Linked DNA regions of Homo sapiens: region 1 is linked to region 2. Evidence: chromatin loops called from intact Hi-C (ENCODE). Cell type or tissue: transverse colon. All regions are shown on one strand. Each heading gives the region's core, and the rest is flanking DNA. Links, peaks and the distances in the headings are about the cores only.

Region 1 (14,818 bases), core at 6,727-14,726, 460 kb before region 2:
CTGCTGGGCTCCTCTTCCAAGTTCTCTGAACAGGTAACCTGTGTGGTGGGCTCTGTTTGGTTGTTGGTGACACTGTGTTGAGGATGAGGCAGTGTGACCTGAGCATCCGTGGAGCATGGGGCAGTAGGTCCCAGAGGTGTCTGTTTCTGGGTCAGTATGTTTTCAGGTGACTTTGAGGAGCTCACATCAGCACATGCTCACTGAGCCCAACTCTGTGCCGAGGCATGTGTGAGACCATGAGGGTGCAGAGGTGACTGAGAGTAGGGCCTCCCTTGAGGAGCTCGGAGACCATGGGGTGGCCGTGTGGAGTGCAGGGGTTGGGGTGGGCCCAGGGCCATGAGGTGAGTGTAGACCCTTCCAGGCCTTATGGAGAGGGTTGACAAGGTCACAGATGGCCCTCTGGCCATCCCAGATCTGAAACCATTCCTAAGGGAATTCCAGGTAGTTGCTACAGCACACTTCTCTATGGGAAATGCCCAGAAACCACCTGGGTAACGTCAACCAGAGAATGGTCCTTTGATCAACAGTGTGCTGTGCAACCTTAGAGATGGCAGGTCAGCAAGCCTGTGACCTGGAGGGCCCGGCCCCAGGTGTGTCCTCAGGGAATGGTCAGTAATCCTGGATGGCAGAGCTGCCTGCTAGAGGAGAAGCCAGGACATGTGTGCAGCATCTGCATGGCTCTCTCCTCCATTTATTTTATTTTATTTTATTTTATTTTAATTTTTTGAGACCGAGTCTCGCTCTGTTGCTCAGGCTGGAATGCAGTGGTGCAATCTCATCTCACTACAACCTCTGCCTCCTGGGTTCAACTGATTGTCCTGCCTCAACCTCCTGAGTAGCTGGGATTACAGGCGCCCACGACCATGCCTGGCTAATTTTCATATTTTTAGTAGAGTCAGGGTTTTGCCATGTTGACTAGGCTGGTCTTGAACTCCTGACCTCAAGTGATCCGCCTGCCTTGGCCTCCCAAAGTGCTGGGATTACAGGCAGGAGCCACCGCACCTGGCCTCTCCTTCTGTTTAGACAGTCACATGATAGGGCTCAATATTGCTCAAAATGCTTATTGAATGCATTTGTGAACTTGGTAGATATTTATGAATTTTTATAGAAAAGGCTATAAAACAGTATATGCAATATCTTGTTTTTGTTGTGCATGTGTATTAACAGTTAAAAGTCTGTATAATACAGGCTGGGCGCCATGGCTAATGCCTGTAATCCCAGCCCTTTGCTGGGCCAAGGCAGGAGGATCGCTTGAGCCCAGGAGTTTGAGACCAGCCTGGGCAACAGCGTGAGACCCTGTCTCTACAAAAAATAAAATTAGCTAGGCATGGTGGCGCATGCTTGTAATCCCAGCTACTTGGGAGGCTGAGGTGGGAGGATCACTTGAGCCCGGGAGTTCAAGGTTGCAGTGAGCTATAGTTGTGCTACTGCACTCCAGCCTGGGCGACGAGCAAGACTCTATCTCTTAAAAAAAGTCCACATAGCCCAGGCGCGGTGGCTCATTCCTGTAATCCCAGCACTTTGGGAGGCCGAGGCGGGCAGATCACGAGGTCAGGAGATCGAGACCATCCTGGCTAACACGGTGAAACCCCGTCTCTACTAAAAATACAAAAAATTAGTCAGGCATAGTAGCGGGCACCTGTAGTCCCAGCTAGTCAGGAGGCTGAGGCAGGAGAATGGCATGAACCTGGGAGGCGGAGCTTGCAGTGAGCCAAGATTGCACCATTGCACTCCAGCCTGGGCAACAGAGCGAGACTCTGTCTCAAAAAGAAAAAAAAAAACGTCTACATAAGATACATACAGACTATTAACAGCAGTTCTCTCAGGAAAATGGGGTTGCATGTTTATGTTTCTATTTTTCTCCAAATTTATTATAAATAAAATATTTTTTTTATTGCCAATAAAAAAATGCAAGTCAACATCTGGACACAGTGGCTCATGTTATCCTAACACTTTGGGAGGATCACTGGAGCCCAGTAGTTTGAGACCAGCCTGGGCAATATAAAAAGGTTAGCTGGGTGCTGTGCATGCACCTGTAGTCTCAGCTACTGAGAAGGGCGAGGTGGGAGGATCCCTTGAGCCCAGAAGTTGGAGTCAGCAGTGAGCTCTGATTGTGCCACTGCACTCCAGCCTGGGTGACAAAGCAAGACCCTGTCTCTAAAAAAACACAGACACACACAAATCAAGGAGTTCCCAGGGCAAGGCCACCAATCCTATCTCTTTTCACAGTACCTTCTGCTCAGCTGGACTGGCTCAGCCCAGTAGGGCCTTCCGGGCAGTAGGGCTGGACTTCCAGCCCTTGGGAGACACCTGGGCCTCTGACCCCAGCCCCTCTGTTCACTGTTTTCCTCACTTTGGGTCTTTAACACAGGACTCCCCGCCACCCTCCCACCCTCTGAAAGCTGTTCCTATTGCTGTGGCTGATGAAGGAGAGTCTGAGTCAGAGGACGATGACCTGAAACCTCGAGGTAATGGCCCCCACAGCAGGGGAAGCTGATGGGCTGGGCTGGGGGCCCTCATCTGGAGGCTGGAAACCGCCAGAGTCTTGGTCTCTATTTGCACCTGCTATATGGGCAAGGAAGGATGGGGTGACGGATAAGCTGTTTAGCATGGTGGCTTCACCCCAGAAGTTGGCTGGCCTAGCTAAGGTTCTGGAGAGCTGGCTATCTTGTCCCCTCTCCCAGCTGGGTGACCCTGGGCAGGCCGACCCCTCTGCTGTATGGTCTGGACAGTGGGCCTGGCTGGGCGGAGGGGCAAAGGAGTTCATCTGTTTAAAACACTCAGGTAACCGCAGCTGTTGTGAGCAGGAACCACGTTAGTTTACTGGGAAGATTCCTGGGGTGGAACGCTTCCACCATGTCCTCTTCTTGGGTCTTGGGCAGTTGAGAGCCACACCTTTGTGCCAAATGTGACTTGCAAGGTTTCCTCGGTGGGGCAGGGTGCTCACCTGCTCCTCCCCGTTGTGTTTATTTCCCAGGCCTCACGGGCATGAAGAACCTCGGGAACTCCTGCTACATGAACGCTGCCCTGCAGGCCCTGTCCAATTGGTAGGTCGACACTTTGTCCGAGGGCCGAGAGCTGTCCCTGGCAAAGCCCCGGAAACAGCAGCAGTAGCAGCCCCCAGCCGGTTGCCCACAAACACATGTATAGGATGCACAGCAAAATGCCTGAAAGCATGTATACCCTTTGACCCAGCAATCCTCCCAGTCAGAATGTATCCTGAGGAGATAACCGGAGATGCTGGGGAAGTTGTACGTGCAAGGAGGCTCAGTGCTCTGTTGTTTACTGGAAATGATTTAAAGGCCCATCTGCAAGAGAGTATAAATTCTCATAGCCCTTGCAGCAAGTGCAGGAAAAATGGCACAAGACAACATGCATTGAAACAAGAAGGGGTTCAGAATCTGGTGAGTGGGGGAAAAAGGAGGTTATAAAGCATTGCATGGTACAATCCCGTTTTATGGGAGAAATGCGATTTTCCATTAAGGATAAGGCTGTGAGCTCCATGAGGCCAAGGATGTCTCCTGTGTCTGACGTGCTTCTCCTACCCAGTGGAGGTTAGAGATGCAGTATATGTATGCGGGAAGCAGAGAGGGAATGGGTACAAATGCGTAGAAAAGTCTGGAAGGCTATGTCCCAAAATGTTCCTAGTAACTATCCTCAGGTGGCAGGATGCAGGTCAATTATTGTTAATAATTGACCACACCCAGGCTGGGCGCAGTAGCCCACGCCTGTAATCCCAGCACTTTGGTAGGCCGAGGCAGATGGATCACCAGGTCAGGAGATAGAGACCATTCTGGCTAACATGGTGAAACCCTGTCTCTACTAAAAATACAAAAAACTAGCTGGACGTGGTGGCACGCACCTGTAGTCCCAGCTACTGGGGAGGCTGAGGCAGGAGAATCGCTTGAACCCGGGAGGCGGAGGTTGCAGTGAGCTGAGATCATGCCATTGCATTCCAGCCTGGGTGACAGAGCGAGACTCCGTCTCAAAAAAAAAAAGAAAAATTGACCGCACCCAATCCGTTTTAACTTTAATAACCTCTTTAAAGGCCCTGTCTTGGCTGGGCACCGTGGCTTACGCCTGTAATCCCAGCACTTTGGGAGGTCAAGGCAAGTGGATCGCCTGAGGTCAGGAGTTCAAGACCAGCCTGGCCAACTAGTAGAGCCTGTCTCTACTAAAAATACAAAAAAATTAGCCAGGCATTGTGGCATGTGCCTGTAATCCCAGCTACTCGGGAGGCTAAGGCAGGAGAAGCACTTGAACCCGGGAGGCAGAGGTTGCAATGAACCAAGATTGCACCACTGGACTCCAGCCTGGGCAACAGAGGGAGACTCTGTTTCAAAATAATAATAATAATAATAAAAAAATAAGGTAAGATAGATAAGATGAGATAAAATAAAAATGCCCTGTCTCTGGGAGTTAGGGCTTCGCAGATGAATTTTGGAGGATACAATTTTCTCATAACTGGTAGGAGCCTTCTAGTCACCTTCAGGAGTTTCTGGGTCCAGGGCCACTGTGCTCCCTGTGCGAGCACTCAGGGCTCCCCGCTATGCAGCCCTTTCTAAACTGCCGCATGCCTCATTTGCTCTCCTGACCTGGCTCTCTCTCCCCTGCACCCAGCCCGCCGCTGACTCAGTTCTTCTTGGAGTGTGGCGGCCTGGTGCGCACAGATAAGAAGCCAGCCCTGTGCAAGAGCTACCAGAAGCTGGTCTCTGAGGTCTGGCATAAGAAACGGTGAGCAGCTGCATCCCTAGCCTTGGGCGGTGTGTGGGGACTGGGGTTTCCTGTCAGCACCCATGATTGAGTACTTCCTGTGGATTCAGCCCCCAGCGAGGACTTGCCTCACTTTGTCCCGGGTAATGCTTGCAGCAAGCCTGCGGGGTGGAAATTGCATCCAGTCCTGTTTTACAAATAGGGAAACTGAGGTGCAGAGCACTTTAAGTATCTTGCTCAAGGTCATAGAACCTGCAAAAAGTGAGCTAGAATTTGACCTACTGTTGACCCTACCGAGCAGCCACTGGTAGATGTCTTTGCCAAGAGACATGGTGACCCGGCCTCAGCCAGGACTGTGTGTGTAGAAGGAGGTGTGGGGCAGGGGAGCACAGACTGGATGGAGCTTCTGGCACAGTATGAAATTAATTTAAAGATCAGAGTCTGTGATTAGATCTGTTTCTCCAGGAAAAGTCAAAGTTGGGAATAATTTTAAATGAGCACATAGAAATATGTATTATGTGTAGAAGCGGATGAAAAACCAGCGTAGGGCCAGGCGCAGTGGCTCACGCCTGTAATCCCTGCACTTTGAGAGGCTGAGGCAGGTGGATCACGAGGTCAAGAGATCGAGACCGTTCTGGCCAACATGGTGAAACCCCGTGTCTAATAAAAATACAAAAATTAGCTGGGTGTGGTGGCGTGTGCCTGTAGTCCCAGCTACTCGGGAGGCTGAGGCAGGAGAATCACTTGAACCTGGGAGGCGGAGGTGGCAGTGAGCCGAGATCGCACCACTGCACTCCAGCCTGTTGACAAAGCGAGACTCTGTCTCAAAAAAAAAAAAACAAAAACAAAACAAACCAGCATGGGAGAAATATGTATTAAATGTAGAAGCAGATTAAAAACCAGCGTGGGGCCAGATGCAGTCACTGACACCTGTAAATCCAGCACTTTGGGAGGCCGAGGCAGGAGAATCATTTGAGCCTAGGAGTTTGAGACCGGCCTGGACAACACAGCAAGACCCCGCCTCTACAAAAACTACAAAATTAGCTGAGTGTGGTGTGAGCACTTGTGGTCCCAGCTACTCAGGAGGCTGAGGTGGGAGGATCGCTTGAGTCCAGGAAGTTGAGGCAGGCTGCAGTGAGCTTGATCATGCCATTGCACTTCAGCCTGGGCGACAGAGTGAGACCCTGTCTCAAAAAAAAAAAAAAAAAAAAAAAAGTCTGTGTGCAGTGGCTCACTCCTGTAATCCCAGTACTTTGGGAGGCCGAGGCGGGTGGATCGCAAGGTCAGGAGTTCGAGACCAGCCTGGCCAATGTGGTGAAACCCCGTCTCTACTAAAAATACAAAAATTAGCTGGGCATGGTGGCGCGCACCTGTATTCCCAGCACTTTGGGAGGCTGAGACAGGAGAATCACTTGAACTCGGGAGGCGGAGGTTGCAGCAAGCCAAGATCATGCCACTGCACTCTAGCCTGGGAAACAGAGCAAGACTCTGTCCCAAAAAAAAAAAAAAAAAAACCCAGCATGGTACAATATAATTCCGCTTGTGTAAGAAGCCAAGTTTAAATGTGTATCTGTATGTATTTTTGTATATGCATCTGTAGTTTCACAGAACCAGAAATCTAATGGTAAGTATCTGGTGCCATTGGTGGTGGTGTTTTTCTCTTGTACTTTTCTGAAATTTTAGATTTGTCAATAATGAACATGTCTTACTTTTGAAATGAGAAAACCACAGTAAGTGTTTCAGAATGAAAACAAATCATGTTTAGGCGAGTTTGTTGTGCACCAGAAGGAAATGATGCTATTTTATTTGAGCTCTTTGCTTAATTGAGGCAGCTATGACTTGACATTTTCTTCTTGTCTGTAGAGATGTGTGAGCCTCTTGGGGCTCCTGGCTGAGTAGGCCCCTCCCCAAATGTCAGGAAACGCCACACTCTGATCCAGCCTGACGGGCTGGCTGCCTGCTTCTCTCGGGAATGAGCAGCTCAAGGCAGGCTACCTGGACTAATGGGTTTGGGCTTCCTACAGGCCAAGCTACGTGGTCCCCACCAGTCTGTCTCATGGGATCAAGTTGGTCAACCCAATGTTCCGAGGCTATGCCCAGCAGGTAAGCCATCTGAGCTGCCCAGGGGACACCCAAGGCCATGACCCACCAGGCCTGACTTTGACGCCAAAACCAGAGTGGAAAATCGCAATGGCAGCTGAGCACTGGTTGGCAGGTCTCACGGACCAGGCTCTCACTCCTAAGCCCTTCACACGTGTGAGGACAGTGGAGCCTCCCAGCAACCTGCTGACATTTAACCCCACTTCACAGATGGACAGACTGAGGTTCAGGGGCCGAGCCACTTGCACAGGCCACACAGCTAGTAAATGGTGGAGGGGAATTCTTTTTTTTGTGGGGGAGGGTGGGTACAGGGTCTCACTCTGTCACCCAGGCTGGAGTGCAGTGGTGCAGTCATGGCTTACTGCACCCTCGACCTCCCGGGCTCAAGCAGTCGTCCCACCTCAGGCTCCGAAAGTGCTGTGATTATAGGCATGAGCCACTGCACCCGGCGGAGGGGAGATTTGAACCCAGGCAACCTTGCTGCAGGGCCTCCGCGTTGCACCCAAAATGACACAGGGTTTCATTTCCCCAAACCACAGGCAAAATTTCACTTTTATTAAAGTAAAAAGTTTGATTAAAAATTTTTTTTAAATCTAGAGAACCCTTTTGAAACCAATCACATTTTTCTATTTTATAAAATAATGAGACCAAGACAGAGTGCAGCCACGCGTACACCTCAGCCCCGGGCTGATGGCTCCTGCCCTCCAGCCTCCTGCCCCAGATGGCCCACAGCCTGGGCTTTCATGCCAGGCCTGCAGGCAGAGCTGGACCTGGCTGGGTCACCTCTTGTGCTGCCTGAAATGAGCACCATGGACGGAGTGGCAGTCATGTGGGGACAACTTCCGCCCTCTACCCCCTGCCTGCTGTCCCGTCCCAGGATGAAGTCTGCTGGGCCTTTGGCTCCTGCTTGAGAAGCTCAGCACTGCCTGGACACCTCTCTTTTTGGGGAGTGATAACATGCACAATGACTAAAATTCACTGAGCACCATTTAAGTGGTCACAACTTAGTCCTCATAGAAGTCTCACAAAGTGGGCACTGTTGTCACCCACACGTTACAGGTAAAGAGCTGAGGCTCAGAGAGGTTCTACCCCTCACCCAGGTCACACAGCACATCCTGGCAGAGATGGCATTCAGGCCTACCTGAGCCCATCCCTCAGCACAGCACCACCCTGACTGTGTGCAAGGCGCCCTGCCGGCTTTCAGCTCTGGGTCAGGATGCCGTTACGGAGGGCCATGCGCTGCGGCAGGACTCCATCTGGGCTCCGGCAGAAGCATCCCTTTCTGTGGTTTTAGGATATCGTGTGGGGACACTTCTGAGGCTGAACTGTAGACGCAGCTGCGGGCGCCTCTTAAGGGCCAAAAGACTCTTTTGTGCTTCTGCATGGATTGAGATTTTGGCAAGGAACACATAGTACTTTTGTTGAAAGGAAGAACCAGAAAGAGAAGTAGATGGCAGATTGAAAGCCTCTTCTTGAAAGGGCCTTTGATCGTGCCTGCCACAGGACACGTGTCCCCTCCCTGATGCAATGTAACCTCGTGGTTCATTCCTCTGATCTTGGAGCCTGACACTTTGCCTTGGGGAGTCCCTCCTGAGCCCTCCCTTCCCTGCACATGAGTGGAGAGAGCCGGGATCCTCTTCCCAGATGTGTGACATGAGGCTGGCTCTGGCTGCTACGTGACCCCTGCCTCCTGGGGATCAGAGCCTGGGCTGAGGGCTGCTTCTAACAACCAGGTCAGGGACTGCTGGGGCTGATTTGGGCTCGGAACCCAAGTCCTTCTCCAATGCCCAGCACCACCCGAGCACCCGCTAGCTGCTGGGGTCTGCTGCCACCACCACGTTCTGACCTCCCAGTGCACCCCCTGTGTGAGCACACAGATCTCAGTGGGGCTCACTGGGCGCCTCTGCCCGAGCCCCTGCTGCCTTGGCTTCCTGCTGTGCTGGTGGCCCAGTCACAGAGTGGTCAGGATAAAATGGTCATTGCTGGGATTTGAGACCCAGGCAGCCTGCAGGGGCAGCTTAGACTGAGTCATGACCAGGTCTGTGGGAAGGTGAGAGCAGGCAGTGAGGGTATGTGGGGGCTGGCACAGGGACTGAGGGAGCAGGGGGAGCCAGAGGAAGGGTAGAGCATGCAGGCAGTCTGGCCTGTGGGTAGCGTGGCTTGGGGCAGGACTCGGGTGAGTCCTCTTTTGGCATCACACTCCCTCATCCTTCCGCCACCCCCCTGCCCACCTCCACTGGTCTCATCTGTAGGGAGAAAGGTGGCTCGGGCTTAATGTGGTACTGCCTCTCTGTCCCTCCCGTGCTGAGCTTGCAGCAGAGGCAGGAGATTCAGAGCCGGAGCCGGGGAGTTGCATGGACCCAGGTGCATACCTGGCTCTGACACTTTCTAGCTGTGTGTCCTGGTAGGTGTCCTTTAGCCTCTCCAGTCCTCACTGTTATCCTCAGAAGAATGGGGTTAGGACAGACTGCCATGGGAGGCCGCTGTGGGGGTGAGCAACTCTTCTGCAGGGGGCGCCCATGAGGTCCTCCTAGATGGAGGCTGGCGCTCTCATCAGCCACAGGGCGCTGGAGACTGGTTCCTCCTGCCTCCAGGGGAGCCCTGTTGATGCAGCCCCTGGTTCTAGGACACCCAAGAGTTCCTTCGCTGCCTGATGGACCAGCTGCACGAGGAGCTCAAGGAGCCGGTGGTGGCCACGGTGGCGCTGACGGAGGCTCGGGACTCAGATTCGAGTGACACGGATGAGAAACGGGAGGGTGACCGGAGCCCATCAGAAGATGAGTTCTTGTCCTGTGACTCGAGCAGTGACCGGGGTGAGGGTGACGGGCAGGGGCGTGGCGGGGGCAGCTCGCAGGCCGAGACGGAGCTGCTGATCCCAGATGAGGCGGGCCGAGCCATCTCTGAGAAGGAGCGGATGAAGGACCGCAAGTTCTCCTGGGGCCAGCAGCGTACAAACTCGGAGCAAGTGGACGAGGACGCTGATGTGGACACTGCCATGGCTGCCCTTGACGACCAGCCCGCGGAGGCCCAGCCCCCGTCACCACGGTCCTCCAGCCCCTGCCGGACGCCAGGTATCAGCTGGCCGGGGACTGCGGGAGGAACCTCAGCCTATGGCCCAGTACCTACCGGGTGCTGAGCGCCGACCTGCAGTAGCCCCCGGGGGACGGGTTCTTCACTAGACCCGAATGACAGTGGGGAAGTCAGCCTCCGGGGGGGCTCAGTGATGTGCCCAGGGTCCCCTAGCTCATAATGCTGGAGCCCAATTCAGAGCCCTCTCCCAGAGCCCTGAGCCTTCCAGCCGGACATGGATTGGACAGGTCTGCTCCGGCCTGTGTGCTGGGGCCAGGAGTGGGCACATGACAGAGGAGACACATTAGGGTCAGGCTTTCGTCCCTTTAGGAGGGGCTGGCAGGTCATCTTCCTGCCCACTCGTGGAGCTGGCCTGGCTGCCCTGGCCCAGCATGGTACCCTCTCTGCCCCCAGAGCCGGACAATGATGCTCACCTACGCAGCTCCTCTCGCCCCTGCAGCCCCGTCCACCACCACGAGGGCCATGCCAAGCTGTCTAGCAGCCCCCCTCGTGCAAGCCCCGTGAGGATGGCACCGTCGTACGTGCTCAAGAAAGGTTCGGGGGGCACGGGAGGGTGGGTCAGCTTGAGGCTGGGAGTACAGATTACGCCCGTAGCTGCCTTTCTCATGGCCCCCTGTGGCGGAGGGCCGGGCTATGGGCTCCTCTCAGGTACACCCCTGAGACACCAGTGTGGGAGCCACGTTTTGCAGAGGATGACACAGAGGCATGAGATGGTGAATTGCTTACCCAGTCATGTGACTCACGGATGTCACTCCACATCCTGTCAAAGGAAGCCGCAGGGCCCGCACCTCGCCCCGGCCAGGCAGGTGGAGGCTGGGCTAGTCCTGTGCTGTGTCCCCAGCCCAGGTATTGAGTGCTGGCAGCCGGAGGCGGAAGGAGCAGCGCTACCGCAGCGTCATCTCAGACATCTTTGACGGCTCCATTCTCAGCCTTGTGCAGTGTCTCACCTGTGACCGGGTGGGTGCCCCAGGGATGGGGGGAGCTGGGCCAGGCTGCCAGTGGCCTCAGCAGCTCTTGCCCTGACTGGGTGCAGGGTGGGCTCTCCACGGGTGCTCCCTGCTTTTATCCAGGGGAGGGCCCTGCCTGCGTGGATCCCGTGTCTATGGCCTGGGGAGTAGTCCCTCTGCCCCTCACCTGCTGCTTGGGGTTTGGGGTGCAGACATTGCCAGAGGATGGGCAGCAGACTGACCTTCAACCCCACAGGTATCCACCACAGTGGAAACGTTCCAGGACTTATCACTGCCCATTCCTGGAAAGGAGGACCTGGCCAAGCTCCATTCAGCCATCTACCAGAATGTGCCGGCCAAGCCAGGCGCCTGTGGGGACAGCTATGCCGCCCAGGGCTGGCTGGCCTTCATTGTGGAGTACATCCGACGGTGCGCCCACCTTGCCACTACTGGGCGACATGGGCTGGGCCTGTCCTGGTTTTCCTGGGCGGGAGACAGTACACAGTGAAGTCCATGCATTTGGGGAACCAGGGAGGTCCTGGGAGGAGCTGGGGGCCGAAGCCTGCAGAGGAGTTGGCTTAATATGCAGGGGATTTCTTGGCTACTTTGAAGTGGCCAGGATTGGATAGTCCCTTGGAGCTGGAGGGCGATGGACAGCAGGGAGGTGACCACATGGCAGGTTGAAGGGAGGGCAGCAGCAGGACACAGGCCTGGTTGGCGGGAAGGGCAGCAGCTTTCCCAGGGCTGCCTCTCCTGCCTGAGGCCAGAGACCCGCATGACCCCAGGGAGGGGGTAGCATGATCATGGCCGCAACACAGATGAAGGAGGCCAGGCTTGCGGAGAGATGATGTCACTCGGCCCAGGACACGGACGTGTCTGGCTCCAGGCCTCTGCCCCGACCCGCCGTGCCCGGCTGCTTCTCTGGGCCTTCAGGGTCCTTCTGCGGCTCAGGCCTGACAGACCTCAGCCAGAGTCCCTTCAGCTCCTGTTCTTGCCCAGGCCCTGGCAGCACCCCTGCACTCCTTTTCTGTCTGTAGGTTTGTGGTATCCTGTACCCCCAGCTGGTTTTGGGGGCCTGTCGTCACCCTGGAAGACTGCCTTGCTGCCTTCTTTGCCGCTGATGAGTTAAAGGGTGAGGGGCCTGGCTGGCAAGGGTCGGGGAGGTGGAGGGTTGTGGGGACGGGGATGTGCAGACCCCAGCAGGCCAGCATGCAGCCCAGGGCTTGTGGGATGCACAGCCAGGCTAGACTTGGCTTCCAAGGTTGATCCCATCAGATACCCACGCCCACTGCCAGCCACGCTGGACCAGGGCCATGTGCTATCCCAACCCCATCATCTTGCAGCTCTTGAGTGTTCACTTATTTTTATTTTTACCAATTTGGTGGGCAAAAATGATGTATGTTAATTTTTCATTTCCTTGATTACTGATGAGTTTCTACATTTTTTGTTAAATATACTGGCTCTATGTATTTATTTAAACATTGCCCATTCCTGTTCTTGTTCTTTTTCTCCGTTGGCTATTTGGCATCTAAACCTTTGGGAAAACTCTCTCTTTTTTTTTTATTTCCAATTTTCAATTGCGATAAAATACACAAAATGTAAAATTTACCACCATAACCATTGTAAATGCTGTTTTTAACAGAAAGTGCACAGTCGAGTAGTGTTAAATACATGCACATGGTCACGCAGCCATCCTCCCCATTCATCTCCAGAACTTTTACATCTTGCAAACCTGAAACTCAGTATCCGTGAAACAGCTCCCTACTCCCACCTCCCAGCCCCTGGCAACCTCCACATTCAAGTCTGTGAATGTGACTACTCTAAAGGCCTCATAGAAGTGGAATTATACAGTACTTGCCATTTTGTGACTGACGGCTTTTACTGAGCATAACGTCCTTAGGGTTCATCCACGTTGCAGCGTGTGTGTCGGAATGCCCTGCCTTTTGTATGCTGGTTATTTATTGTTCCATTGTGTGGATGGCTGGGGCCTTTCTGCTTATTCGTTCATCCGTCAGTGGACACTCAGGCCGCTTCCCTGTTAGCTATTGTGAGGAATGCTGCTCTGACCATGGGTGTGCACACCTCTCTTCTTTCATCCCTTTGGGTCTATGCCTATTTTTAATTTCTCGAGGAGCCACCGTACTGGGTTCCACAGTGGCCACCCCATTTCACATTCCCACCAGTGACGCACAAGAGTTCCAGTTTCTCCACATCGTCGTCCACACTCATTTTGTTTACTTTTTTGATGGGAGTCAACCTCATGGGTATGAGGTGGTATCTCATTGTGCGTTTTTTTTGTTTTGTTTTGTTTTGTTTTTGAGACGGAGTCTCTCTCTTGACGCCCAGGCTGGAGTGCAATGGCATGATCTCGGCTTATTGCAACCTCCACCTCCTGGGTTTAAGCGATTCTCCTGCCTCAGCCTCCCGAGTAGCTGGGATTACAGGCACATGCCACCACGGCTGGCTAATTTTTGTATTTTTAGTAGAATGGGGTTTCACCATGTTGGCCAGGCTGGTCTTGAACTCCTGACCTCAGGTGATCCGCCTGCCTTGGTCTCCCAAAGTGCTGGGATTACCGGCGTGAGCCACCGCACCCAGCCTCGTTGTGGTTTTGATTTGCATTTCCTAATGATAGTGATGTTAAGTGTCTTTTCATATGCTTGTTGGCCATTTGTAAGTGTTTGGAAAAACATCTATGTGAGTCTTTTGCCTATTTTGTTTTTTGTTGCTTGTTATAGGGATTCTTTTTTTTCTTGAGACAGAGTCTCACTCTGTCACCCAGGCTGGAGTGCAATGGCATGATCTTGGCTCACTGCAGCCTCCGCCTCCTGGGTGCAAGCAGTCCTCCCATCTCAGCCTCCCGAGTAGCTGGGATTATAGGCACGTGCCACCACACCTGGCTAATTTTTGTATTGTTAGTAGAGATGGGGTTTTGCCATGTTGGCCAGGTTGGTCTCGAACTCCTGACCTCAAATGGATTTGCTGCCTTGGCCTCCCAAAGTGCTGGGATTACAGGTGTGAGCCACGGTGCCGGCCTCGTTAGTTAGAGGAGTTCTTTATGTGTCCAGATACGTGACTTATAACCCTGTCCTCCCATCCTGTAGGGTGCGTTTCATTCTGTGGTTTGTGTCTTTTGCTTTGGTTGCCTGCACCTTTGGTGTTGTGTTTCAGAGATCATCGCCAGATCCAATGTCATGAAACTTTTTTCCTACTTTTCTCCTAAAAGTTTTATAGTTTTAGGTCTTATATTGAGATCTTTGATCCCATTTTGACTTAATTTTCACAGTGTGCATGGAGGGGGAAACTATACATTAAGATTTTAAGCTGGTCATGGTGGCATGTACCTGTGACCCCAGCTACTCCGGAGGCTGAGGGTCCTCTGAGCCTAGGACTTTGGGACCAGCCTGGGCAACATAGCAAGACCCTATCTCAAAAAAATTGTTTCAAATACATTTTCTGTAATTAATGTTGCACTTCCCACCCCACCTCCATTTTGCCTTTTGCCTTTTAATTTTGCTTTTGGTGGTATCTTACAGATGTTGAAGTATTTCTGGGGTCAAATATAACCATTTCTCCCTTGTATGGATTCTGGCTGTGGGGCCCAGCCAGGGCCTTCCCTCCCTCCAGTACCTCTCAGGTTTTATTTCTTTTTCTTTTTCTTCTTCTTTTTTTTTTTTTTTTTTTGAGATGGAGTTTTACTCTGTCACCCAGGCTGGAGTGCAGTGGCATCAGCTCACTGCAGCCTCTGCCCCGAGCCCCCCAGGTTCGAGCGATTCTCCCACCTCAGCCTCCTGAGTAGCTGGGATTACAGGCACGCACCACCACGTCCAGCTAATTTTTGTATTTTTAGTAGAGATGGGGTTTCGCCATGTTGGCCAGGCTGGCCTCGAACTCCTGACCTCAGGGGATCCGCCCGCCTCGGCCTCCCAAAGTGCTAGGATTACACGCATGAGCCACCATGCCCAGCC
Region 2 (16,356 bases), core at 4,433-12,432:
TCCTCATTAAACATTAGCTCCCCATTCCCGTCTCCCCTCAGCCCCCTGGGAGCCACCCTTCTGCCTCCTATCTCTATGAACTTGCGTATCTAGGGACTTCATAGAAGTGGAATCTTACAGTATTTGTCCTCCTATGTCTGTGATTTCACTTAGCATGTTTTTAAGGTTCATCCATGGTGTAGCATGTGTCAGAATTTTATTCCTTTTAAAAAAACAGACTGGACTTTTAAGAGCAGTTTAAGTTTATAGAAAAACTCAGCGGAAGGTACAGAGATTTCCCACATAACCCTGGCTCCCGCCACGCGCAGCCTTCTTCACTGTCAACATCCCCCACCAGGGCGGCCCGTTGTTAGCACTGAAGACACGTCATCATCACTCCAAATCCCATAGTTTACATTGGGGTTCCCTCTTGGTGGTGTTTATTTGTTTTATTTTTTATTTTTATTTTAGATGGGTTCCCTCTTAGTGGTTTTTTAATTTTTTATTTTTTTTGAGATGGAGTCTCACTCTATGGCCCAGGCTGGAGTGCAGTGGCGCAATCCCAGCTCACTGCAACCTCCACCTCCCGGGTTCAAGTAATTCTCCTGCCTCAGCCTCCTGGGTAGCTGGGACTGCAGGCGCCCGCCACTGTACCGGTCTAATTTTTGTATTTTTAGTAGAGACAGGGTTTCACCCTGTTGGCCAAGGTGGTCTCGAACTCCTGATCTCTGGTGATCCGCCCACCTTGGCCTCCAAAGTGCTGGGATTACAGGTGTGAGCCACTGCACCCAGCCTTGGTGTTGTTTATTTTGTGGGTTTGGACAAATGCAGTGACCCATCACTGCAATATCACCTGGAGTAGCTTCACTGCCCTAAAAATCCTCTGGGCTCTGCCTCTTCATCGCTTCCTCCCCCAACCTGGCAACCACTGATCTAGTTTTGTCTTTTCTTCTTCTTCTTCTTCTTCTTTTTTTTTTTTTTTGTAGACAAGAGTCTCACTATGTCTCCCAGGCTGAAGTACAGTTGTGCAATCTCTGCTCACTGCAACCTCCGCCTTCCAGTTCAAGCAATTCTCCTGCCTCAGCCTCCCGAGTAGCTGGGATTACAAGGCATGCACCACCATGCACAGCTAATTTTTGTATTTTTAGTAGAGGCGGAGTTTCACCAAGTTGGCCAGGCTGGTCTCGAACTCCTGACCTCAAGTGATTCTCCCGCCTCAGCCTCCCAAAGTGCTGGGATTACAGGCATGAGCCACCATGTCCGACTGCTTTGCCTTTTCCAGAATGTCATATAGCTGGAATTAATTGCCTTCCTTTTTAAGGATGAATACTCTTCTGTTGTGTGCACACACCGCATGCTGTGTGCCCATGCATCGCTGATGGACATTTGGGCTGTTTCTACCTTTTGGCCACTGTGAATGATGCTGCAATGAGCCTTGGCTTTGACATTGGTTTATTTATAACAGTGCCACCTAGAATCCATCCCACTGCCACCCACCATATCACCAATGAAGGGGTTGCGGCCTCTCTTCCCTGCGTCGCTTCAGGAGTTCCCGCCCCCACCATCACGTGGACCAAGGTAAGCAGTGCCTGTTACCGAGAGGATAACTGGAGAGGTAGGCCCAGTGTGTCATGGGGCGGAGGTGTGGGCTTCGCCGATGTCACCTGTGCCTCTGCCCTAGGAAACCAATGCCCTGACCTCCAGAGGTCCCCACTACAATGTGAGTAAGGAGGGCACCCTGCTCATCGCCCAGCCGTCTGCCCAGGACGCAGGGGCCTACGTCTGCACGGCCACCAACACCGTGGGCTTTTCTAGCCAGGAGATGCGACTTTCTGTCAACAGTGAGTGATGCCAACCCTGTCCTGGGAGAGGGGGCTCAGTGGCTGTGGAGACAGAGAGTCCCACGTCAGCCCTGTGGAGCCTGAGGCAGGGAAGCTGTTGCATCAGCAAGTCCTGCAAAGACACGTGGCTCTGCACAGGACCCGCGTCCCCAGCAGCCCTCTCCCCGCCTCTCTCTGCCCCAGACCCTCTGGTCTCCTTTCTGTTTCTGGAATGGTCCAACCTGCCTCAGGGCTTGTGCACATGTAGTTCCTTCTGCTTGGAATGCTGTTCCCCCACCTCTGGGCCCAGCTGACTGCTCCCATCTGTCAGATCTCAGCTCTCCCTGTTCCCCCAGGCTGGTCAAGTCACCTTGCTGTAAACTGTGGAATATCCCCTTCCTGGCACCCGTCACAGCTATGATTCAATAATTAATCACACAGTGAGCTTTTTGGTACCACTATTGCCAAAGGACCCTAAAGGCTGTGAAGATGGGGCGGGACCTGTCTCCTTCGCTGCCGTCCGCAGCATTCCCCATAGGGCTGGCGCTCAGTAAATACGTCTGGGAGGAGTGAGCAAATGTATAAGCCAGGCTTTTTCTCTCATAGACCCTTACAGTCAATATTTTTATATTGTAAAAAAAAAAAAATTCCTAATGGGGGAGCATTTCCTTTGAACTACAAATGTACGGGGAACACGGGAGGGCTAGATGGGTTTTGATGTCCCCAACTGGCTAGCTTCTTTCATTGTTGCTGCTCAGACAGGTAGCGAGTGCCTTCCTTGTATGAACTCCAAGGTAGAAAGGCGGAGGCGGGGAGCGGGGAGGAAGGAAGGGTACCATGCTGTTTCTGCCGACGAAGGGTCTTCAGCTTAAGGTGAGAGAGACGTGACATGCACAGATTGCCATCAATCCCTCACCAGGCTTCGAGAGGTCCAGAGGGAGGGTCTGTGCATTCTTTGGTGGCTGATATCATGGGAATAAGTGAATGAGCAAGGGGAGAAGGTAGAGAGAGAGGAGGAGTTCAGAGCCTTTCAGAATGTCCCTGGGGAAGGGACAGCAGGATGAAGAGAAGCCAGAGAAGGCACAGACCGTAGGGCAGGAGGGACCGGGTCAGGGTCCTCAGAGCAAGGTGGTGGTGGGGAGGTGGGTAGGGGAGGACTGAGTGAAAACCCTGGGACCTGAGTCCCACCTCCAATCTGGACTCCCCCCCTTCTGACAGCCATATCCACCTTCTGGACCTCCTGAAGGTCGAGGGTGCAGTACCGGCTCTGCCTCCTGGGGGAGCTGCCCCATGGCCCAGGGCGCTCATGGACCCTAGTCCCCTCTGCCCTGCTGACAGGCCCTGCTTACTCTCCCCGCAGCCAAACCCAGGATCCATATGAACGGGTCACGTAATGCAGATGTGCCTCTGCAAGTCACAGCGAAGGCTGGCGAAGAGGTGACCCTGGACTGCGAGGCCAAGGGCTCCCCACCCCCACTGGTCACCTGGACGAAGGACTCCCGCCCTGTACCGCCCATCACCAACAGGTAACCCCAGTCCCATGGCCTCAAGGGACAGAGCTTAGGGCTGGAGGGAAACCTGCCTCAGGTGACCAGTGACCCAGCGGGTGTCTTGGACCCTGCAGTCTCTCCCATAGGGTGCTGCTCCTGGGCTTCTGCACACAAGGCTGTTGTCCACAGGGCCCCAGAAGCCTGGAAGGGGCCTCTAGAGGGTGCCTGGAAGCCCAGGGTGAGACTCCCCATCTGAAATAACATGCACGGGGCATTGCCTGCAGGATCCCATTTAATCTGCACGGCCACCCTTGATATCTAACAGGACACTGACACTCAGCCAGGGAGTGAGCTGCTCGCCATCACCCAGCTAGGAAAGAGCAAAGCCAGGGCTGGGACCACGTCCCCGCCACGACACACACCACCCCCATGCCTGCTCTGCAGACCAGGTGTCTGGCGGCTGGGCTGTCTGACTCAGCTGCTCCCGGTCCGGGATCCTGGGAGTGGGCGGACAGGGAGGAGGCTGGCTTGGGTGTCCTTCAAAGCCACGCCGTACCCCCCAGGAGGGGATGTGGGGGATGCTAGGGCCCTTGCCCCTGGCTGGGGGGTTCTGTGGCTCAGTCTGGTGACATCAGCCCTGGCAGGGTCTTTGAGATGTTCCAGACTCAGAAGGTCTCGGAGCAGCCTGCCCTGTAACGTGACCCCCGCCCCCACCATGTGTCAGTGCATTTCAGAACATCTGTTTGGTGAGTCCTGCCAATCCTTGCAGCCGGGCACCCCTAGAGGTGGCGGGGACCCAGGGAGCCGGCCCTGGGCATCATCGGTGGGGTCCCCCATGCCCTCTTGGCATTGCTGCAGCTCTATGTTGTAGGGTGGGGGTGTGGCGGGGGGCCGTGGGAGCCCACAGCTCCCCTAGAAAGCCCGGTCCTAGCTCCGCGGCTGGGTGGTGGCCCTCAGCTGGAGGATGTGTGTTGATCTATGGCTTGTTACTGAAACGGGAACCGCATTCCCATTAGTTCACCCCTCCTCGCCGTGGTGCGTTAATAGGTCAGCTGGGAGCTGTAAATTTGCGAAAGCCACTTTTGCAATCCTAGAGTTGTGTTGTGTTCCCTCTCCCTTGCCCTCTTCACTTCGTGCTGGCTTACATTGTTTTATCTCCAGATTTGGGAGATTCTGAGAGTTTATCTAAATAAGGAGGGAAAATGTGCTGGGAGGCGGGGGTGGGGTTAAGTGCTCAGGCCCTGGAGTTCCGCAGACCCGGTGCCGAACTGCCTGCTCCCTTCTTAGTCATGCAACCTCGGGTGGCCACTGGCTCCTCTTGGCCTGTTCCTCCATCTGCAAAGTGGACATTATTTAAATAGCACCCTTTTGGGGTAATGACGGATGTGCAGTGCTTAGGAAGTCAGATGTGCTGAAAACTCGCTCCCTTTCGTATGATTTCCCTGCTGTTGCTGTTCACAAACTGAGACATCCTCTCCAGCTTTTACACATTTATCCTCCTCCTACCACACCTGTTATCTCAATTGTCACCTGCTTTTTAAATATAAAACCTTTATTGAGATGTAATTCACATACTGTATCATTCGCTTATTTAAAGGACACAGTTCAGTGTTTTTAGTATATTCAGACTGTGCAGCCATCACCATGATCAATTTTAGAACATGTTCATCACCCTCCCAAAAAAACTTCATACTCATTGGCAGCCACCAGCCCCCCATTTCTGCTCCAGCCCCACTGCAGCCCCTGACAGCCACTGATCTGCTTTCAGCCTATTCTGGACATTTGATATAAATGAATTACATGGGGCCTTTCGTGTCTGGCTTCTGTCACCTAACTCAATGTCTTCCAGGTTCATCCATGTCGTAGCCAGATGAGTGCCTGCTTCCTTTTAATGGCCAAATAGTGTCCCATCCTGTGGGTGCTCACCTTTTGTGTGTCCACTCATCAGTTGATGTGCACTGGGGCTGTTTCCACATTTTGGTGGCTGTGAATAGCCTCACTTTTTTTTTTTTTTTTTTTTCGGAGATGGAGTTTCACTCTGTTGCCAGGCTGGAGTGCAGTGGTGCAATCTCAGCTCACTGCAACCTCCGCCTCCCTGGTTCAACTGATTCTCCTGCCTTAGGCTCCCGAGTAGCTGGGATTACAGGCACCTGCCATCATGCCCAGCTAATTTCTGTATTTTTAGTAGAGACGGGGTTTCACCATCTTGGTCAGGCTGGTCTTGAACTCCTGGCCTCAGGTGGTCCACCCGCCTCGGTCTCCCAAAGTGCTGGGATTACAGGCGTGAGCCACTGTGCCTGGCCATAGCCTCACTTTTGATTGTACTTGAAGCTTTGTTCGCAGGCTCTGGGTCCTCTGGTTCCCTCCCTGCCCCACACTGGCAGTGTCCACACACAGAACCACACTCAGCCTCTCACAGACACACCACACCCCCTCCGTCCCTCAGTGACTCGACCAGAACACAGAGACTTAAAAAGCCCCTTGGAAAACACACAGTGAGACTTTCTGTCTGTCTGCTTCCTCCTCCCCTCCCCCCCTTCCCTACATCCTCTTCCTCTTCCTCTCCTGTCTCCCTCTTCCCTTTCCCTCCTCCTCCCCTTCCCCTCCCTTCCCCTCTCCCTTGTCTTCCTTGTCCTTCCTTCTCCAAGGATGTCCCCAGGCTCAGCCTCAAAGCTGCCCTTCTGAAAACGGAGCACTTACCTGGCTGATGCGTCTGGTGAGTCGTAGGTGCTCATCTCTTGACAGGGGCCAGCAGCCCTCCACGCCCCTCTCCCCCCTCCCCTGCTCCCTTGCTCCTCTTCCCTGCTGAGCTGCCCCAAGGACAGGGCTCCACGGCAGCCCCTTCTCCTGTCTGTGGGGAATTCTGCGGTGTAGTCAGGGCTGAGAGCCAAGATGTGCTGAGCCTCTGCGGCCCCCTCCATTCCCCTTGTCCAGGGGTGGCCCTCTCCTGCCAGCGCCCTGTAGGTGGTTGGGGTGGATGGCACCATGCCCAGTGCACTGAGGAGGAAACAGAAACACATGGGGTGTGGGGACGTGGAACCTGACCCTGCAGCTCTTGGGGCTGGGTCCCAACATGCACAGACACGCAGACACACATAGACGCACGCACAGGGACACACGTATCAGGTGGGCCACTGCTCTCTGAACTCCTAGGTATCTTCGACCCCCCCAAGTCAGCAAGTGCTCACAGAGGAAGCATCCTAGGAACCTCAGAAGCCGTGAAGTTCTGAGCCGCCCAGCTGCATCCCAGTCCCTTTGGAGCGGCTCTTATCCTTGTAGGGGCTGTTCTAAAATTAAACCTCGTGCATCTTATATTCCGTCCTCATCACGGATTCCTTTTCTCTTTTACCCATTTTCTCGATTCATTCTGGCCCACGTCACTTGCTTTTCCTTTTGAAGGGCAAAATAGACCGGTCATGGTGGCTCATGCCTGTAATCCCAGCACTTTGGGAAGCCAAGGAAGGCGGATCACGAGGTCAGGAGATCAAGATCATCCTGGCCAACATGGTGAAACCCTGTCTCTACTGAAACACACACACACACACACACACACACACACACACACACAAATAGCCGGACGTGGTGGTGCGCGCCTGTAGTCCCAGCTTCTCGGGAGGCTGAGGCAGGGGAATCGCTTGAACCTGGGAGGTGAAGGTTGCAGTGAGCCAAGATCGTGCCATCGCACTCCATCCTTGCAACAGAGCAAGACTCTGTCTTAAAAAAAAAAAAAAAGGACAAAGTAACATTCCAGGGCGCTCGGCTCCCATCATCGCTAAGTCATTGCTCTGTGTGGGGCACGGCCATGTTGCCAGCTCTCGCGGTCATAAATGGGACTGTTGGAGCAGCTTTGCACAATGTTCCTCTTTATCTCCTGGGTCGGTTCCTTGCGGGACGGTCCCAGAAGCCAACGGTGAAGTCCGAGGGTGGGAATGGTCACTGAGTGCTTCTTTCCTGTGGGACTTATTTTTGAAAAAGACATCCAAGTTGCAAATTCAAAATTGAAGTCAGCAGCATTGACTGAGCAGTATCCTATGCCCAGGATTGTGTTGCAGCCTCGGAGACAGAAGACATGGGCTTGGGCTGTGTGTGAGGTCAGGTGGCAGAAGACCTGGGGTCCCATCCCAGCTTCACCCCAGCTCGCCCGGTGACCTCAAACAAGACCCTTCCCCTCTCCCCTCCCTGGGCCTCAGCCTTTCAGTTTGAGAAATGAAAGGGTTGGACAGGCGATGGTGGCCAGAGAGCATCTCGGGGCTCTGGTCCCATGATTCAGCCCAGGGATGCTGGGGCGAGGCAGTGTTTCCAGGCAACAATGTTTGTTTGGGATTCCGATGAGGAGATGGGACGGCTGTGAGCACTCCTGGCTCTGGCTGTGGCTCCCGGAGGCAGCCGGCCAGCATTCCACACAGGGCCAAATCCCTAATCCCAGCGCGGTGTGGGGGCAGTGAGAGGATGGTGCGTTTCTATCTCGTTCTTCCAGGTTTTCTTCCTTTGATACCCCCACCACCCTCCTCTGCCCCTTCCCAAGCACACTGCAGGACAGGCTGCCCACCCACCCTTCTCCTGGAAGGGGACCACTGGGCCGGCTCATTAGAGGTGAGAGGTGAGGCCTGCAGCTGGGATCTGGTGACTTGTGGCAGGGAAAGCAGCTCACTGCTCTCTGCAAGCCAGTGGTGTGCCTGGACTGCCCAGGGCCCTGCATGGGGACTGTACCTTGGTGGATCCTCAAAGCCCTTGTTGGTTTCTGGTCTGGTGGCTCTGGAGTCCATCTGGTCAGCCTGTGGGCAGTGGCTGTCTTTCTGGAGAACATTTAAGTTTCCTCGCCTTCAGAGCCGGACGTTTAGATCACCATGGCGGTTAGGAAGGAGCATGGTCGCACAGTGTGAGGGTCCAGTCCTCGCTGTGCCCTGGCCAGCTCAGTGGCCGTGGACACCAGGACCACACCTCCGGAGGCTCAGTCTTCTCCTCTGCAAAAGGGGGTGTGGTAGTGGGTCTGCCTGCCTGGTAGGTCTGGCTGTTGGGATTCTAAGTGAGAGCGTGTTTGGCGGCACAGTGACCCACAGGAAGCACTCAATAGTTGACAGCTGTGGCTGGCGTCAGCACCATCCTCGTTAGCAGCACCAGCATCGCAGGGCTTACGCTCTCCGGGCTCGTGCGATGGCGCTGGCTCCGTCTCCCCCTACCTACCTGAGGCCCCTTGGCGTGTCTCAGGCACCTCCTCCTGAATTTCTCCAGCATGACCTTCCCTCATGTGGCCTCCTCACGGGTCTGCGATCCTGGTCAGGCTACAGGAAGAAGACGCGAGTTGGGGCAGTGGTTTCCGGGAGGGGTTCTCTCCAGGCCAGCAGACAGGGCTGGCGTCCACTAGTGCATAGTGGGCATCTGTTGAGTGTTGCCTGACTGTGCGCTCTGTGCTGAGAACCAGCCGTGCAGCAGGCTGGGTGACTCTGGCGGGGAGTGCCGTTCATTCCACGGCCGCCGGCCCTGCTCCTGGATGCTTTATAGACAGAGGCAGCAAAAACAGCAATGTGGGAGACAGCGGGGGTCTGGGGAGGGCAGGAGGGCAGTATTGAGATGGTGGAAGGTCTGGGGGGAGGGAGGGAGAGCAGGGACCCGTGTCAATGAAGGCGGTGAAGGGAGTGTGTGGCATGGACAGGGAACAGATGCAATTTGCCATGAAATATTTATTGAACACCTACTGTGGACCAGGCCAGGGCCCATGCTGAACTGGGGCATGCCGGGGACCTGGGCACACCTGGCTCCTTCCCTCACGGAGCCATCAGACAGCGTAATGACAGGCGTGGTAAACTGCAGAGTGGCATGGGAAGCATGTAATGGGAGGCAGGGTATTGCCTGGGGCAGCAGGGAAGGCTTCCCTGAGTGCAGCAAAGGTGTGTGCCGGGGATGAGGCAGACAGGTGAGGCCTGGGAACTGGCATTATTCCTGGCACTCCCTATCAGATGCCCTTTGGTCTCTCTGGGCAGCCCTCTGCCCCCTGGGCCCCTCTTGCTTCTCCCCACCACTCTGACATCTGCGTGCGCCTCACTGCAGGGGCTCAAGCCAGATGGATGTCATAAACAGGAAATTCCCCTCAAACCTCTCCACTCTCATCTGGGCGCTGCGTGGAGCCATCTGGCCGTGCACGTCGCGATGAAGTCTGCCCCGCTCATCACACCATGTGCCCAACAGCAGCCTGTTCCTCGGAGACTCTGTGGCCTCCTCCCTTTCTCCCATCTCTCCGCTGCCGCCTCCCCTTCCCTGCTGGGCTGCAGCCCCCAAACCTCCCACTGAGCTTCTGGGAATGTAGCGGGAGAGTGGTAGGGGGCAGAAGGAGCAGGTGGTAGGCTGCCCTCGAAACCCCAGGCCCATAGCTGCAGCTTCACCTTTTCCCTGAGTCTCCGCAGAGCATGCGCAGGGTCATGATAAGGCATCTCTCTGTGCCAGGTCTGAGCAGGTCCTGGAGATACCAAGAGAAATAAGACGGATGTCCCCTTGGAGCCACAGGCAGGCAGGTGACAGGTGGTGACAAGCCAGTGTGGTGAAGGCTTTGATGGCAGGATGTTCAGGAAGCTGTGGGAGCCTACAGGATGGACCTACCAGCCTGGGGCATCAAGTCAGCCTTCCTGGAGGAGGTGATGTCTCCGTATTGGAAGATGAATCAAGTATCATCCAGGTGAATGGGAAGTGCAGGTGTGTCCCAGGTAGAAGGAACAGCATGTGCCAAGGAGGGCTGGTGAGATGGGCCTGGCCCCCTGCGGAGGAACGGTGGTCCAGTGCCCCCATGCAGGGATGCAGGGGAGTTGGGGGTGGTCTGCGTAGGTCCACACAGGCCATAGTACTGTGCTTGGGTTTTGTCAGGGAGCAGTGGGCAGCCACAGAGGGCTTGAGAGCAGGTGAGGATGTGGCCAGTTTGGCATTTAGAGCAGACACAGGCTCTGCTGGGCAGGTCCTGGATCCTTTGGCCTCAGCTTGTCCATCTGTAAAATGGATTCCCCCATTTCTTCCTTGGTGATGTAGCAAGCAGAATCCTCCTTCTAGGAAATGATCTTGGATGCTCCTAAGAAAGATAAGATACCCACTTTTATTGGTGTGAATTGTTAACACTTTTGGAAGTTTTTTTTTTTTTTTTTTTTTCAGAAGCCCCATTTCCTATCTTTTTAAGGGTTTGGTGAAGAGGGGAGTAGGGATTCTATGGTCCTTAAAGTTCTGGAGGGCAACTTCTCAGATTAGAGTCTGGAGCTGCTCTTTCTTTCTCTCTTTCTTTCTTTCTTTCTCTCTCTCTCTCTTCTCTCTTTCTCTCTCTTTCTCTTTCTCTCTCTCTCTTCTCTCTCTCTCTCTCTCTCCCTCTTCCTCTCTCTCTCTCTTCTCTCTCTCTCTCTCCTCTCTCTCTCTCTCTCCCTCCCTCCCTCCCTCACCCTTTATTTTTCTTCACAGAGTCTTGCCCCGTTGCCCAGGCTGGAGTACAGTGGCACAACCAGAGCTCTCAATCTCCTGGGCTTGAGTGATCCTCCCAACTCAGCCTCTCAATTAGCTGGGACCACAGGCATGTGCCACTATGCCCAGCTAGTTTTTTATTTTTTGTAGAGATGAGGTCTCCTTGTGTTACCCAGACTGTGTGCTGCCTTTTCAAATATGAAATGGGGTTCAGAGATGTTGACTGCCCTGCCTGGGGCTGCACAGCATGTCTGAAGCACAGTTGAACCTCGGATCCAGAACTCCAGTTTCTAGCCCAGACCTCTTCCTACTGGCCCACATCATCCCTGTTTGCCAGCCCAGGTGTTGCGATGAAATCTAGGGAGGGGACCGCATCCCAGCCTGGAGTGTGATTGAGTGTATAAGTTTCAGCATCAAATGGATTTGGCCGTTGATTGGTGGGTGTCGACATGTCAACATATTTAATTTTTTAAAAAGCTGTAGAAGAGAACATTCAAGCTGGAGTGGCAGACAGAGGAGAGCTACGCAGGGGAAATGTTTACCCATTGCCAGGACACATACATATTTCTGTGGTGTCTTCTCGCGTATTCCTTTGCACTATAAAGACTGAGCAAACTGTTCAGGGCTGCCCAGCTGATTGAAGACTGCGGAGAGGTCCCAGACATTGGCTGGGGATTTGTGTCACACTAATAGCAAGGCAGTTTAGGTGACCTGGAGGAGGTGATGTCTCGGTATTGAAAGATGAGCAGGTGTTATCCATATACTATGTCCTGGGCACCTCAGGCTTTGTGTGTGTGATATCAGTTCACACTAGATAAGGACACTGAAACTCAGGGAGATGGCGTCCTTGGCTCGAGGTCAGCCTGTAAGAGGCAGAATGGTGGTTCTCACCAGGACACCTGCCGTCAAAGACCCGCACCCATCTGCTCTGCCATGCTGCTTCTTGGGGAAGGGGCACGTCTTCATGTCCTCAGGCAGTGGTTCCCTGGAGGCGGTTCCGCAGCCATTAGTATCAGCTACCTAGGGCTTTTTAGTAAAACCCCAATTCCTACCTCCTCCATGGAATGAGTCTCTGGGTAGGGCCTGAGAATCAGCATGTTTCACATGCAGCTGGGAGAATCTGATGAGAACCCCTCCCTTGCAAGGTGTGAGATCTTTGAGAGCAGAGGGTGTGAGCCTGTAGCCCAGGAGACCTGCTCCGGTGCATGTGAGACACATAGAGCAGTGAGTGAGTGAGAGAGAGAGAAAGGAAGGAAAGAAGGAAGGAGAAAGGAAGGAAAGAAGGAAGAGATAAAGATCTGAATGTTTAAATGTCCACTCAAAAGGGAGCAAGTTAATAAACTGTGGTGTGATCATACAAGGGAATATTACACAACAGTCAAAAATGAGTTAATTAGCCCTACATATATACTCATGATGCTATTTATATCGTGATATAGCTCGTGATGCAAGTTTTAAAACATGCAAAACTTTGTGTATTATTTATGCATGTGCTCTTGTCTCCATGGAAGCAGCTGACCTTTGTTGAGGACCTCTCTGTTCCAGACGCCGTGTTATGAATTAGGCCATTCAGTTCTTTTGACAACCCTGTGAGCATTGAGCACAACTGATGGCTCTATTTTCCAAAATGAGATGGCTTAGGCACAGGAAGGGTGAGGTGACTTGCCCAACCTCACACAGCTAGCGCATGGCCTAGCAGGTTAGACCCAGGCAATCCAGCCCAGTGCCTGGGCTCTAGAGACCACCACCCACTGTGTCATCCACAGCCATCCTCAGAGAACTTGTCCCAAGAGGCTGCTGGATGCTCGGGACAAAAGGATGGAGGGGGTGGCTGGAAAGGGGGTGTCATTGCACTACTCTGCAGATGGGGAGACAGAGTTCTCAGCTGGTAGCCCGAGAATTGCCGATGGTGTTGCCCTGTTTAATGACTGCATGGCCCGCGCTTTGCTCACCATGTCTCATGTGATCCTTGCAGCTGCCCGCGAGGTGGGGGCTATGAGGACCCCTAAGAATTCTATAAGGGGCTCTGTGAGCCCCGTTTTGCAGAGGAGGAAATTGAAGCTCAGCAGAAAGCAAGGTGGGGGCCAGGCATCCCGGGCCTGCTGGGTTCTAGAGCCCAGCCAGTGAGCGCAGGGCCAGCGACTGGGCCTTGGAGTCCCCCACCCCCATGCTGGCTGCGTACTCTTGAGGCCAGCTAGGGTCAGTGGCCGCAGCTGTCCTCCCTATTTTATGGAGGCAGGAGCTGTGCGGAGCCAGCACATATGGCCCAGTGACATCATGTCTGCAGGGGGCCCTTGGGGTCCAGCCCAGCTGCAGGAGCCTGGCTGGGGGTCCTCGATCCCTGTGGGATGGGGGTGATGTGACTTTATCAAGCTGAGCCAGACTGGGGAGGACAACGATGGCAGCAGGGGTGGGGGCTCCACAGCTTCCTCCTGAGGACCCTCAACACAGTTCTGGACGTAAGAGCACCAAGCGACTGCAGTCAGAGTCAGGCCGGCCCTGGCACCAGACCAGAGGGCCTCAGGGCTGCCAGCTTCTTCATCCCACACACCGGGCAGGTGTGTGTGGCAGAGGAGGGGGAGTTGCCACCCACAGTCAACAGGTGTCAAGCGGTGGGCAGGTTCCTGGCCCTGGGCTGAGCCTGTGATAGACTCCGTTTACCAGCCCTGGCCCAGACACAGGCCGTCTTAGCATGCCCATTTTACAGATGAGGAAATGGAGGCTCCAAGAGGTGAAGCAACTTGCCTGAGGTCACACAGCTAGGAAGGATTTAGAGTTTAGACTCGAACCCAAGCCAGTGGACTCCTAGTCCAGTGCTCTTCTTCTCTTACACCAGTAGGCGTGAGAACTGGCCCTGGCCTGGTGGTTCAGGGAGGATGGAGGCGGGGGTGGGGGTAGATGGTGGGTGCTGGCTCATTCTCAGAAGGCTTCCTGGGGGAGGTGGCTGGTTCAAGTTGGGTCTTGAAGCCTTTCCATGGGGGTGGGGTCAGTGGGGGTCTCACCAGTGCTCCTCATTCCCGCAGGTATGGCCTCCTCCCGTCTGGCTCCCTGCGTCTGGCCCAGGTGCAGGTGGGTGACAGCGGCCACTACGAGTGCACAGCCAGTAACCCCGCCGGGTCCGCCTCCCATCGCTACGTCCTTGGGGTGCAAGGTAGGACCAGCTGGCAGCCCCAGTCCCTCCCTGTCCCCCATCACCCTGCCTGTCTCTCAGGTCTCTCAGTGCCCCTCCTGCAGCCCACGCCCAGGTCTGTCAGGCTCTGTCACCTCTCCCTCCGTGCGCCTCTGCCACCTCCTTTTGCCACCCCCACTTCCTGTCTCTCTCAGGCCTGTCTCTCCTCCTCCACCCTTTCTCTCCACCTCTCCCCATACCCCTTGAGGGGTCCTGGAGACGCTGTTCAGAGGCCCCCAACAACACAGGGCAGAGCACAGTGGGGACTTGGGTTTGGGAGGACAGGGGTCAGAGGGGAACCCATGAAGGTGGGTCTGAGAGGGTCTCTGCCTGGTACGCGAGGCCCAGCTGGGAGCCCAGGGTGTGGCGATGGGAAGAGGCCTGTGAGGTGCCACAGAGCCCCTCCTGCTGGGAGCATCTTAATGCCCCCAAGAGGCCCTTCTGAGCCCCTGCTCCCACCACTGCCATCAACAAGGCACTTTGTGCACCTATAACAGTGGGTGCCGCTCTCTCTCCATGTATCCCTTCCTCTAGTCCAAGGCCCCTACGTACCCCACTGTGCCTCTGATTCCCAGCCTGGTGGGGGGTCCCAGGAGTGGGTGTTCCCCTGGGGCTCATTCAAAGGGAGCCAGCCAGTGGGAGTCATACACTGAAAAGGGAGGGCGCTCGTCATCCGAAAGAACCCTGAGAGGCATCCAAGACAGGCCCAACTATGGCCCAAGGGCCCAATCTGCCCTCCTGTTTTCAGAGATCATGAGCCAGTGAAGAATGGCTTCCACTTTTTAAAATAATTGGACAAGCACAAAAAACCAACTAAATAATATTTTGTGATATTTCAAATTTATCTGAAATTCAAATTTCAGTGTTGGCCAGACGTAGTGGCTCATGCCTGTAATACCAGTACTTTGGGAGGCCTAGGTGGGAGGATGGCTTGGGCCCAGAAGTTCGAGACCAGCCTGGGCAGCATAGCAAGACCCCATCTCTACAAAAAATAAAAAATTAACCACTTGCAATGGTCCGCACCTGTAGTCCCAGCTACTCAGGAGGCTGAGGTGGGAAGATAGCTTGAGCCCAGGAGGTCGAGGCTGCAGTGACCTGTGATCGTGCCACTGTACTCCAGCCTGGGCAACAGTGCGAGACCCTGTCTCAAACAAAACAAAACAAAAATTCAGTGTTTATAAATACAAGTTTTATTGGAACACGCCCACGCATGTTTATCTATGTGCTGCCTGTGGCTGCTTTACCCTCTGACGGCAGAGGTGAGAAGTGGAGGGAGCCTGCCTGGCCTCACAGCCCAGCATCCTGACCACCTGACTCTTTACGGAAAAAATGTGCTGCCCCGGATCTAAGCTCACACCCCATTTTACAGGTGGACAAGCTGAGGCCCAGAGTGGGAAGGGGCTCCAGGGTTCCCATGGGTTTGCCTGGGGGTGTGAGAGAGACACAGGAACAGGGAGGCAGTGTAATAAGCAGGGCCTCAACGTTGACAGAGCTGGGTTTGAGTCCTGACTGTGCTGCTGACTGGCTGTGTGACCTTAGGCCAGTCACTTGGCCTCTCTGAGCTTTGCTTTCCTCCTCTATAAAGTGAGGCCACAATAAAGCCCATCCCATTGTGGGCATTGAATGCTCAGAACAATGGAAGCTGTTATTGTTTTCAGCGGTTGTGTGTGAGAGAGATTGACAGATGGGCGGGGCATCCACGCTCTCTGTGCTCCTGGGCACCCAGGCCCTGGGCTAAGGGGTTGGTCTCCACCCAAGGGCCAGGATCCCATGGGTGGTTTTATATCCAGGCTCCTTCTCAGAAGCTGCGTAGGGGGTGGGTGCACCTCAGTGTCCCTCGAGGGTCCAGGACACTTGTCCCAGTGTCCCATGCAGTGCCTGGAGCAAGGTGGCCCCTGGGCTCTGAGAAGTCTTTTGTGCCCACCCAGTTTGGCCCCGCAGGGGCCTGGACCCTTGGACACTCAGACCCAGGGTTGGTGCCAGCTCCTATCCCCTGAGGGAGGGGGGCGACTCTGGCCAAGTCATATAACCTTTCTGAGACTCAGTTTCCCCCTCTGCAAAATGCGGAGGCATGGATGGCATCACTTGCCATGTAGGAAGGACCGAGTGAGATGGAGGATGAGAAAGTGACTTGAAACCACAAATGTGAAAGAACGGGAAGCCACAGCCAGGGGGAGGGAAGGACGGGGCAGCGGTGATGCCCAGCTGGAGTGACTGCAGCCACAGCATGCCAGCCACCGGGCTCTATGCTGGCTGCTTTAGTGCCGCACCTCATTTCATCCCGCAGGGCGGGAGGGGTTGTGATGAGGGGGAACTGAGGCTCTGGCTGGAGCAGGGTCCCTTGGCTATAAGGAGCTGAACCAGGATTGGAGCCACCTCCGCACATGCTGCCTCCGAACCTTGCTTAGCCATTATAAGTCGACCCCTCTGCCTTGCCTCAGTTTCCCCTGTGCACTGAGCTGGATGA

The links. A loop is a pair of places that touch in the nucleus more often than their neighbours do. Peaks named below come from ENCODE experiments on the same cell type or tissue, not always from the same donor. Only the 100,000 strongest peaks of a DNase experiment are listed, where the experiment ranks them.
Region 1: a loop joins it to region 2, with 2.4 times the contacts of the local background. A loop is called at or near these places in 9 of 110 quality-filtered maps.

What each region holds. Positions count from the first base shown.
Region 1 is chr9:129,858,566-129,873,383 of GRCh38, forward strand. USP20 (ubiquitin specific peptidase 20) reads left to right here. Exons shown (of 26, transcript NM_001110303.4): 6 at 1-33; 7 at 2,372-2,468; 8 at 2,978-3,047; 9 at 4,621-4,734; 10 at 6,738-6,816; 11 at 9,440-9,884; 12 at 10,297-10,437; 13 at 10,745-10,860; 14 at 11,107-11,279; 15 at 11,888-11,982. MIR6855 (microRNA 6855) reads left to right here and starts at 11,040; the gene lies at 11,040-11,106. RefSeq lists enhancers at 4,651-4,820, 11,655-12,154 and a silencer at 6,365-6,659. In transverse colon, for the core only: no CTCF peak of the experiment used is centred there; a DNase peak (open chromatin) is centred at 10,666.
Region 2 is chr9:130,324,151-130,340,506 of GRCh38, forward strand. HMCN2 (hemicentin 2) reads left to right here. Exons shown (of 98, transcript NM_001291815.2): 20 at 1,445-1,557; 21 at 1,661-1,820; 22 at 3,160-3,325; 23 at 13,744-13,871. Among named protein-coding and RNA genes, the nearest start is that of HMCN2, 67 kb to the left of the region's middle. In transverse colon, for the core only: no CTCF peak of the experiment used is centred there; DNase peaks (open chromatin) are centred at 4,501, 7,601 and 9,426; H3K27ac peaks cover 7,230 bases; H3K27me3 peaks cover 1,354 bases.